Regions from separate parts of the Homo sapiens genome. Here region 1 is linked to region 2. The links are chromatin loops, found by intact Hi-C in ENCODE. Cell type or tissue: PC-9. All regions are shown on one strand. Links, peaks and the distances in the headings refer to the core of each region. The heading gives the core; the rest is flanking DNA. Region 1 overlaps NLRP1 (NLR family pyrin domain containing 1). Region 2 has its middle 160 kb from the start of AIPL1.

Region 1 (5,374 bases), core at 284-5,283, 710 kb after region 2:
TAGGATTGCAACCCCTGCCTTTTTTTGTTTTCCATTTGCTTGGTAGATCTTCCTCCATCCCTTTATTTTGAGCCTATGTGTGTCTTTGCACGTGAGATGGGTTTCCTGAATACAGCACACTGATGGGTCTTGACTCTTTATCCCATTTCCCTGTCTGTGTCTTTTAATCGGAGCATTTAGCCCATTTACATTTAAGGTTAATATTGTTATGTGTGAATTTGATCCTGTCATTATGATGTTAGCTGGTTATTTTGCTCATGAGTTGATGCAGTTTCTTCCTAGCATTGGTGGTCTTTACAGTTTGGCATGTTTTTGCAGTGGCTGATACCGGTTGTTCCTTTCCATGTTTAGTGCTTCCTTCAGGAACTCTTTTAGGGCAGGCCTGGTGGTGACAAAATCTCTCAGCATTTGCTTGTCTGTAAAGGATTTTATTTCTCCTTCACTTATGAAGCTTAGTTTGGCTGGATATGAAATTCTGGGTTGAAAATTCTTTTCTTTAAGAAAGTTGAATATTGCCAGGCGTGGTGGCTCACACCTGTAATCCCAGCATTTTGGGAGGCCGAGATGGGCAGACCATGAGGTCAGGAGATCGAGACCGTCCTGGCTAACATGGTGAAACCCCATCTCTACTAAAAAATACAAAAAAAATTAGCCGGGCGTGATGGCGGGCACCTATAGTCCCAGCTGCTCAGGAGGCTAAGGCAGGAGAATGGCATGAACCTGGGAGGCGGAGCTTGCAGTGAGCCGAGGTTATGCCACTGCACTCCAGCCTGGGTGACAGAGCGAGACTCCATCTCAAAAAAAAAAAAAAAAAAAGAATGTTGAATATTGGCCCCCACTCTCTTCTGGCTTGTAGAGTTTCTGCCGAGAGATCCACTGTTAGTCTGATGGGCTTCCCTTTGTGGGTAACCCGACCTTTCTCTCTGGCTGCCCTTAACATTTTTTCCTTCATTTCAGCTTTGGTGAATCTGACAATTATGTGTCTTGGAGTTGCTCTTCTTAAGGAGTATCTTTGTGGTGTTCTCTGTAGCTCCTGAATTTGAATGTTGGCCTGCCTTGCTAGGTTGGGGAAGTTCTCCTGGATAATATCCTGCAGAATGATTTCCAACTTGGTTCCATTCTCCCCGTCACTTTCAGGTACACCAATCAGATGTAGATTTGGTCTTTTCACATAGTCCCATATTTCTTGGAGGCTTTGTTCGTTTCTTTTTACTCTTTTTTCTCTAAACTTCTCTTCTTCCTTCATTTCATTCATTTGGTCTTCAATCACTGATACCCTTTCTTCCAGTTGATCGAATTGGCTACTGAAGCTTGTGCATTCTTCACGTAGTTCTCGTGCCATGGTTTTCAGCTCCATCAGGTCATTTAAGGACTTCTCTACACTGGTTATTTTAGTTAGCCATTTGTCTAATCTTTTTTCAAGGTTTTTAGCTTCTTTGTGATGGATTCGAACTTCCTCCTTTAGCTCGGAGAAGTTTGATCTTCTGAAGCCTTCTTCTCTCAACTCATCAAAGTCATTCTCCGTCCAGCTTTGTTCCATTGCTGGCGAGGAGCTATGTTCCTTTGGAGGGGGAGAGGCGCTCTGATTTTTAGAATTTTCAGCTTTTCTGGTCAGTTTTTTCCCCATCTTTGTGGTTTTATCTACCTTTGGTCTTTGACATAAAGATGGGGTTTTGGTGTGGATGTCCTTTATGTTTGTTAGTTTTCCTTCTAACAGTCAGGACCCTCAGCTGCAGGTCTGTTGGAGTTTGCTGGAGGTCCACTCCAGACCTTGTTTGCCTGGGTATCAGCAGCAGAGGCTGAAGAACAGCGAATATTGCTAAACAGCAAATGTTGCTGCCTGATCCTTCCTCTGGAAGCTTCGTCTCAGAGAGGTAGACGGCTGTGTGAGGTGTCAGTCTGCCCCTACTTGGGGGTGCTTCCCAGTTAGGCTACTCGGGGGTCAGGGACCCACCTGAGGAGGCAGTCTGTCTGTTCTCAGATCTCAAACTCCATGCTGGGAGAACCGCTGCTCTCTTCAAAGCTGTCAAACAGGGACATTTAAGTCTGCAGAGGTTTCTGCTGCCTTTTGTTTGGCTATGCCCTGCCCCCAGAGGTGGAGTCTACAGAGGCAGGCAGGCCTCCTTGAGCTGCGGTGGGCTCCACCCAGTTCAAGCTTCCCAGCTGCTTTGTTTACCTACTCAAGCCTCAGCAATGGTGGGCACCCCTCCCCCCGCCTCACTGCCGCCTTGCTGTTCAATCTCAGACTGCTGGCTAGCAATAAGTGAGGCTCCGTGGGTACAGGACCCTCTGAGCCAGGCACGGGATATAATCTCCTGGTGTGCCGTTTGCAAAGACCGTTGGAAAAGTGCAGTATTAGGGTGGGAGTGACCCAATTTTCCAGGTGCCATCTGTCACAGCTTCCCTTGGCTAGGAAAGGGAATTCCCTGACCCCTTGCACTTCCCAGGTGAGGCAATGCCTCGCCCTGCTTTGGCTTATGCTCGGTGGGCTGCACCCACTGTCCTGCACCCACTGTCTGACAAGCCCCAGTGAGATGAACCTGGTACCTCAGTTGGAAATACAGAAATCACCTGTCTTCTGCGCTGCTCACCCTGGGAGTTGTAGACCGGAGCTGTTCCTATTCGGCCATCTTGGAACCACCCCAATTTGCATTTTGCTAATAATAAGTGATGTTGAGCATTTTTTCATATGCTGTTGGCCATGTGTATGTCTTCTTTTGAAGAGTCTATTGGTGTCCTTTGTCCACTTTTTTTTTTTTTTTTTTCTGAGACAAAGTATCACACTGTCATCCAAGCTGGAATGCAGTGGTGAGATCTCTGCTCATTGCAACCTCCACCTCACGGGCTCAAGGGATTCTCCTGCCTCACCCTCCCAAGTAGCTGGGATTACAGGTGTGCACCACTACGCCCAGCTAATTTTTGTATTTTTTAGTAGAGATGGTCTGTTGGCCAGGCTGGTCTCGAATTCCTCACCTCAAGTGATCTGTCCACCTCAGTCCCCAAAGTGGTAGGATTACAGGCATGAGCCACCATGCCTGGCCATTTGTCCACTTTTTAATGGGATTGTTTTTGGCTTATTAATGTGTTTAAGTTCCTTATAGATTCTGGATATTCCAACTTTGTCAGATGGGTAGTTTGCAAATATTTTCTCCCATTCTGTGGGTTGTCTATTTACTTTGTGGGTAGTTTCTTTTGCTGTGCAGAAGTTCTCTAGTTTAATTAGGTCCCATTTGTCAATTTTTGTTTTCATTGCAATTGTTTTTGGCATCTTCCTCATGAAATTTTTGCCAGGACCTATGTTCAGAATAGTATTTCCTAAGTTTTCTTCAAGGGTTTTTAAAGTTCTAGGTTTTACGTTTAAGACTTTCATCCATCTTCCATTGATCTTTGTATATAGTATCAGGAAGGGGTCCAGTTTCAGTCTTCTGCATATGGCTAGCCAGTTATCTCAGCATCACGTATTGAATAGGGAATGCTTTCCCCATTGCTTGTTTTTGTCAACATTATCAAAGATCAGATGGTTGTAGATATACAGCTTTATTTCTGGGCATTTTATTCTGTTCCATTGGTCTATGTGTCTGTTTTTGTACCAGTAGCATGCCGTTTTGGTTACTGTTGCCTTGTAGTATAGTTTAAAAATAGGTAATGTGATGCCTCCAGATTTGTTATTTTTTACTTAGAATTGCTTTGGCTATTTGGGCTGTTTTTTGGTTCCATATTAATTTTAGAATTTCTTTCTCATTATGTGAAGAATGTCATTGGTTGCTTGCTAGGAATAGCATTGAATCTGTAAATTGCTTGGAGTAGTATGGCGATTTTAACAATATTGATTATTCCTATTCATGAGCATGGAATGTTTTCCATTTGTGTGTGTATCATCTCTGATTTCTTTCAGCAGTGTTTTGTAGTTCTTGCTATAGAGATCTTTCACAATCCTGGTTAGATGTATTCCTAGGTACTTTTTTGTGGCTATTGTGAATGGGATTGCATTCTTGATTTGGTGCTTATTGCACAATGTTACATAATACTTACTACCCAATAGAAGAAATTGATTTTGTATCCTGAAACTTTGCTGAAGTTGTTTATTAGATCTAGCAGATTTGGGACAGAGACTAGGAGGTTTTCTAGGTATAAAATCATAACATCTGCAAACAGAGATACTTTGACTTCCTCTCCTCCTATTTGGATGTCTTTTACTTCTTTCTCTTACCTGATTGCTCTGGGTAGGACTTCTAGTACTATGTTGAATAGATGGTGAGAATGAGCATCCTTGTCTTGTTCTGGTTCTCAAGGAGAATACTTCCAGCTTTTGCCCATTCAGTGTGATGTTGGCTGTGGTTTTGTCATAAATGGCCCTTATTATTTTGAGGTATGCTCCTTCAATGTCTAGTTTGTTGAGAGTTTTAACATTGAAGGATGTTGAATTTTATCAAATGCTTTTTCTGCATCTATTGAGATGATCATGTGGGGGCTTTTTTACTTCTATTTATGTGATAGATCACATTTATTGATTTGCATATGTTGAATCAAACATGCATCCCAGAGATAAAACCTATCTGGTTGTGGTGAATTCGCTTTTTGACGTGCTGCTGGATTCAGTTTGCTAGTATTTTGCTGAAGATTTTTGCAGCTATGTTCATCACAGATATTGTCCTTAAGTTTTCTTCTTTTGTTGTGTCTCTGCCAGGTTTCGGTATCAGAATGATACCAAACTCATAGAATGATACCTAACTCATAGAATGAGTTAGAGAGGAGTCCCCTCCTCCTCAATTTTTTGGAATAGTTTCAGTAGAAATTGTACGAGCTCTTCTTTATGTGTCTGGTAGAATTCAGCTGTGAATCTCTCTGGTCCTGGCCTTTTTCTGGTTGTTAGAATTTTTATTACTGATTCAATTTTAGAACTCGTTATTGCTCTGTTCAGAGTTTTAATTTCTTCCTGGTTCAGTCCTAGGAATTTATTTCTTGTAGGTTTTTCTAGTTTCTGTATATAGAGGTGTTCGTAATAGTCTCTGAGGGTTTTTTATATTTCCACGGGGTCAATGGTAATGTCCTCTTTGTCATTTCTGGTTGTGTTTATTTGGATCTTCTGTCTTTTTTTTTTCTTTATTAGTCTAGCTAGTGGTCTATCGATCTTATTTATTCTTCCAAAGAATGAACTTTTGGTTTTGTTGATCTTTTGTATGGTTTTTTCCATCTCAATTTTATTCAGTTCAGCTCTGATTTTGGTTATTTCTTGTCTTCTGCTAGCTTTGGGATTGATCTTGCTCTTGTTTTTCTAATTCTTCTATTTGTGATGTTAGGTTGCTAATTTGAGATTTTTCTAACTTTTTGATATGGGCATTTACTGCTATAAACTTTCCACTGCTTTATCTGT
Region 2 (5,374 bases), core at 151-5,150:
GGTCCTAAGGGCAGCTTGTGGTTTACTCAAGGTTCTCAGGGACATAGGACACTGACAGTCCACCTCTATGCTTATTTGCAGCACATGGGAGAGGCTGGAGAGGGGCACACCTCACAGGCGCAGTATATATCAGTCTGTAAGGCACTGTATCAGATCTTCATTCATTTTGATTTTGTTCCTCAGGCATTTTTAACTTTCACTAGTGATTAAAACTTTGAACCTTCCCAATGCCACAAAACCATTACAAGACAAGGCCAAGACTTTAACACACACCTTTTGATTCCTGATTCCCAGGCCAGGGTTCGGAGGTAGAAGTTGCTTGTCTGGTCAGAGAGAGAAGGCTCACATATGCAACAGCTGCAAAACTCCAAAGGATTGCTGCTCATTTATCCCCATACTTTCTCTGCTGCCTGTCCCTCCCTGCATCTATTCAGCCTTCCATTTACCCATCTATCTATCTATCCATCCATCCATCCATCCATCCAGTCATCCATCCATTCATCACAAAATTAGACCATCTGACCCTGTGCTGAGAAATCAGGAGAGAAAGATGAATCAGTGTGGTCTCTGCTATCAAGGAGATGCACAGGTGAACAGACAAATCAGAGCACAGGATAGAGTCACAAGCTGATAGAGGGTGGCACTGAGGCAGAGGAAGAACATGGAAGCCTGGAAGGATTGATGGAAGAGGTAACACTTTGTGCTGGAGGCATCGAAGAGCCACTAAAGTGTTTTAAGAACGGAAGCTGATATGGTCAACTTTGTGTTTTATGGTGGGAGAAGGAACAGGACGAATTGGGGTAGGATATGGTGAACTCTACTATTGTGCTTAACCATTCACTCCCTCTTCCTGTAAGCAGGCTATATTTCCTTACCCATTCCTCTATGACTTGCAATGTTTCCATAGGTATTTGATGCCAGGCTGATCTTGTGATCTGTTTTGGCCAATTAAATGAGAGTAGAGTGACATACACCAATTCTGACCAGAAGCTTTAAAAGGCTGTGTTAGTTATCTACTGCTGCATAATGAATTACCCTTAAACATAGTGGCCCAACACAATAAATATTTATTATCTCACACAGTTTCTCTGGGAAAGGAGTCTAGGAGGAGCATTGCCGGTTGGTTCTGGCTCAGTCACCCTTGAGGTTTCAGCCAAGATATCAGTTGGGCCACAGTCATCCGAAGACTTGACTGGGGCTGGAGGATCTGCTTCCAAGGTGGCTCCCTCACATAGCCAGTAGTGCTGGCTGTTGGCAGGAGGCCTCCGTCCCTCACCACAACGTCTCCTCCATAAAGATGCCGAGTGTCCTAGTGACATGGCAGCTGGCCTGCCCCAGAGCAGTGCTCCAAGATCCAAGAATGAGCCACAGTGCTTTTATGACCTATTTTCAGAGACTACACACCAGCAGTTCTGCTATGGGCTGGTAATTATAAGTGGGTCACTAACTCCAACTTATACTCAAGGGGAGGAGAATTAAACTCCACCTCTCGAAGCAAGGAGTATAAAAACATTTGTAAAAAAGATTTTAAAACCACCACAGAGGCATTGCATTTTTGTGCTGCTCTCTCGCCTTTTCTTGCTAGGAAAATGGCATGTCTCAGACAGAGACTGTTGCTCCAGCCTGAATCCTGGATCCCGCCAGTGCAGGAGAGTTGCAACTAGATCTTGCTGTTGCAAGATTCTGAAACTGAGAGGTTGTTTGTTACTGCAGCATAACCAAGTGAAAACTGCCTGCTACAAGGTAGTAGGTCTGAAGTCAGGGAGACTGGCTGAGAAGATGGGATTTGGCCTAAGGCAGGGGAAGGGGACTTGGAAGGTGGAGTGGAGAGGGCTTTGGTGACTGATGTACCACGGGGAGAGGAAGTTGCCAAGAGAACTCCAGGAATACTTGCCTGATTGTATGGGGCTTACTCTGAAGGAAGCAGGATATTTTTTAAAAAAGACTAGAGAGCCCCCCTGGAGCAACTAGAAGAGGCTTCATGGAGGGGGAATCTGGTGGGAGGGGTTCTTCAAGGCTGGACTGGGTTGGGTGATCTACTGCCAGATAGTCTGCTGCAGCCTGGACAAGCTGAGCTCTGGCTTGGCTGGGGATGATGTTCCCAGGATTCATTCAGTCATTGACTCAAAAACTAACATTTATTGAGTACCTACTATGTGTTAGGAACATTTCTAAACTTTGGAAATATTAAGATAATCAGAGAAAAAGCTATAGCTGTCAAGAAGTTTAAAGTCTGGTAGGCTGAGTGTGGGTGGCTCACGCCTGTAATGCCTGCACTTTGGGAGGCTGAAGCGGGCGGATCACGACGTCAGGAGATCGAGACCAGCCTAGGAAACATGGTGAAACCCCATCTCTACTAAAATGCAAAAAACTAGCTGGGCATGGCAGCAGGAGCCTATAGTCCCAGCTACTCGGGAGCCTGAGGCAGGAGAATAGCTTGAACCCGGGAGGCGGAGGTTGCAGTGAGCTGAGATTGCACCACTGCACTCCAGCCTGGTGACAGAGCAAAACTCCATCTCACAAAAAAAAAAAAAAAAAAAAAGGAAAAAGAAAAAGAAAAAGAAAAAGAAAAGAAAAAGTCTGGTAGATGGGAGAGGCAATAAACAAGTAACTAGTGTTGGGATCTCCCTTATCTCCTGACCACTGTCTGTTCCACTAGGCGGGGATCTTTCTCCACCTTTCTCTGCCAGGACATCTGCAGGAACCTTTCTGGCACCACCCAGTGGCTCACCTGGCGGCTGTGATCTGAGTTTGGCCTGACAGGTGAACTTCCTTCCCCGTGCCCCGACTCGCCCATCTTTGTGTGTCAGCCTTGTCACGTGTTTCTGCACTGACCGTGCCTTGTGTGGATGGAGGTGTTACAGGTAAAGGCAACCTTGAAAGCAGTCCAGGGAGGACCATGCTTTTGGAAGCAAAATGTTTTGGCACCAGGGCCTGGTGTTCTCCATGTCTGACGCGTGACCTTCACGCTCCCAGTGACGACTGCTGTGCTGTTACCACAAAATCCAATTTCAAATGATATTTATTTTAGTATCATTGTCTCCATCTCTGTCTAATTTTATTCCTATAGTTTCTTCATGCTTCCATTGACAACATCGCTGTTCTCCAAGATGGTCATAAAATAGAGTCAAGGTACATCAGATTTCCTTCCCAGGGGTGATAAGTGCAGTAGAACAGAAATTCCTTTACTAAAGGAAAACATGTTTTCATTTTTATTGTTGAAGAATATATGCAAAATTTCCATGACACAAGATACTTGTTATTAGCCAGTAACTTTTATTATGAGTTTTTTTTTTCTTTCTTAGCAAAGTAGAAACTAATACAAGTGTTTCCCAAGGTTGGACAAAGACCGATCAGACAGAGGTCAAGGGAAGATTTGTCATTAATTTGACTCTGGCTGGGCAAAAGGAGGATGTTTCTGGAAGTTCATTCCTTTGTGTGGTGTCCAGAGCCCAAGTCCTAATCGAGGCTCCACCACTGACTAGCTGCAGGATCTTGGGCAATTCCATTGCCTGGTCTGAGCCTCAGTTTCTCTCCTATAAAATGAGGGCCTCCTGCAAATAGACACACTCAGACATTGCTGGTAGTAGTGAGAATTAGCACAGCCACTTTGCAGAGGAGTTTGGCAATATCCAGCCACACTGAAAATGCAACGAAAGCTAAGACCAGCAATTCCACATCTAGGTTTCCACCTTAGAGAAACCCCCCCAGGGGTGTGCAAGGGTATTTACTGCAGCACTAATTAATGACAAAAAAAAAAAGGGAAACAACTTAGATTTCAGGCAATCAGAGGAGTAACTGAATAAAATGGAGTCTATTCATAAAATAAAATTAAAAGCAATTAAAGGAATGTGCTAGATTCACGCAGCAATATGGATAAATCTCAAGACGATCATGTTGAATGAGAAGAGTGTGTTGCAGAAAGCAGAGAAGAAGGTTATGTTGAAATTCTACCCCTTATGCTGATCAACACACACGAAGCAATACTACGAATTATCAGGGGTTTCTGTGTCTATGCCAAAGTTTAAAAATGGAACCAGAGAAGTGCACATTTAATTCATGATCATGTTTGCCTTGGCAGGATGAAAGAAAATAGAATTAGGAATGAGGAAGAAAGAGACTTTGAGTCTGGCTGTCATGTCATAATACATATGTGATTTAAATTTTATAAATTTCTAAAAAGGAAGACAAAGCAAGTAACATGAACAAATTGTCAGTTCTGCATGGTGGATAAGTAGGTGCATATGGGGTGCTGATTTTATGTTTTTCCTGTATCTTTAAAATTTCTCAACAAAATTAAAAATGAAAGCATATGCATAAAAATAAGCTGGAGGCCGGGCACTGTGGCTCACGCCTGTAATCCCAGCAGTTTGGGAGGCCGAGGCAGGTGGATCACTTGAGGTCAGGAGTTCAAGATCAGCCTGGCCAACGTGATGAAACCCCATCTCTACTAAAAATACAAAAATTAGCTGGGCCTGGTGGTGTGCATCTGTAATCCCAGCTACTCGGGAGGCTGAGGCAGGAGAGTTGCTTGAACCTGGGAGGCGGAGGTTGCAGTGAGCCGAGATTGCACCAATGCACTCCAGCCTGGGTGACAGAGTGAAACTCTGAAAAAAAAAAAAATCCCTGGAAAGGGCTCATTAGAAGGAAAAAGGTGATTCAGTCCTTTGGTCCCAACTTGTTGGGCCTCTAGGGCTAAAGAGTGTGGACTGAGGGTTCCACATCTCTTGGGATTCCCACCCTGGGAAACTCTACCCACAGTAGCTCTTACTCATCAGCCCAAACCAGGGAAGCCTGTGAGCAGTTGGTGTTGCTAAAATGTGGTATGTGAACAGGAGAAGGTGGGAATATAACAGGAAAAGGAGGCCAAGGAGCCACTCACGAGAGACTGGGGTGGCAGATGGAGCAATCAGGGTTGAAAGCACCTTTGGAGTTTTCCAGGGTGACAGAGGTAATGGGGAGGAAACACTCTAAGATGTGAGTGTGGTGCAAGTGAATGAACAAAGATGTGATGGACATGGGCTTTAGGGAGCAGGAAGCCGGCTCAGAGCAGCTAGAGAATGGAGTGGGTGCGGAAGGAGGTGAAGCTGGAGGTGCGTGTTTGGGCCAGATTATGCAAAAGCTGTGAGTACCGTGCCCAGCAGGGAGGACTCTATGCTAAGGGGCCAGGGAAGCAGCAGGCCTTGTAAGCCACCCTCTGGCAGCTGGCAAGGAGGCTGGGATGGAGAGGAGGCCCTGGAGGCAGGGGGTGTGGGAAGGTCCCACTGTCCAGGTGAGCATCCATGGGCAAGGCTGTTCTGAATTGCAGCAGTGCCAGTGAGGAGGAGGAGTGAAACTGGCTGGCAGGCACGACTGCAGTAATTACAAACACCTG

The links. Hi-C counts contacts between places; a loop is a spot of excess contacts. Peaks named below come from ENCODE experiments on the same cell type or tissue, not always from the same donor. Only the 100,000 strongest peaks of a DNase experiment are listed, where the experiment ranks them.
Region 1: a loop joins it to region 2, with 11 times the contacts of the local background. A loop is called at or near these places in 7 of 110 quality-filtered maps.

What each region holds. Positions count from the first base shown.
Region 1 is chr17:5,570,103-5,575,476 of GRCh38, reverse strand. All of the region lies in intron 3 of NLRP1 (NLR family pyrin domain containing 1), which reads left to right. Among named protein-coding and RNA genes, the nearest start is that of NLRP1, 12 kb to the left of the region's middle. In PC-9, for the core only: no CTCF peak of the experiment used is centred there; no DNase peak of the experiment used is centred there.
Region 2 is chr17:6,277,224-6,282,597 of GRCh38, reverse strand. No RefSeq gene overlaps it. Among named protein-coding and RNA genes, the nearest start is that of AIPL1, 160 kb to the left of the region's middle. In PC-9, for the core only: a CTCF peak has its summit at 2,620; no DNase peak of the experiment used is centred there; H3K27me3 peaks cover 537 bases.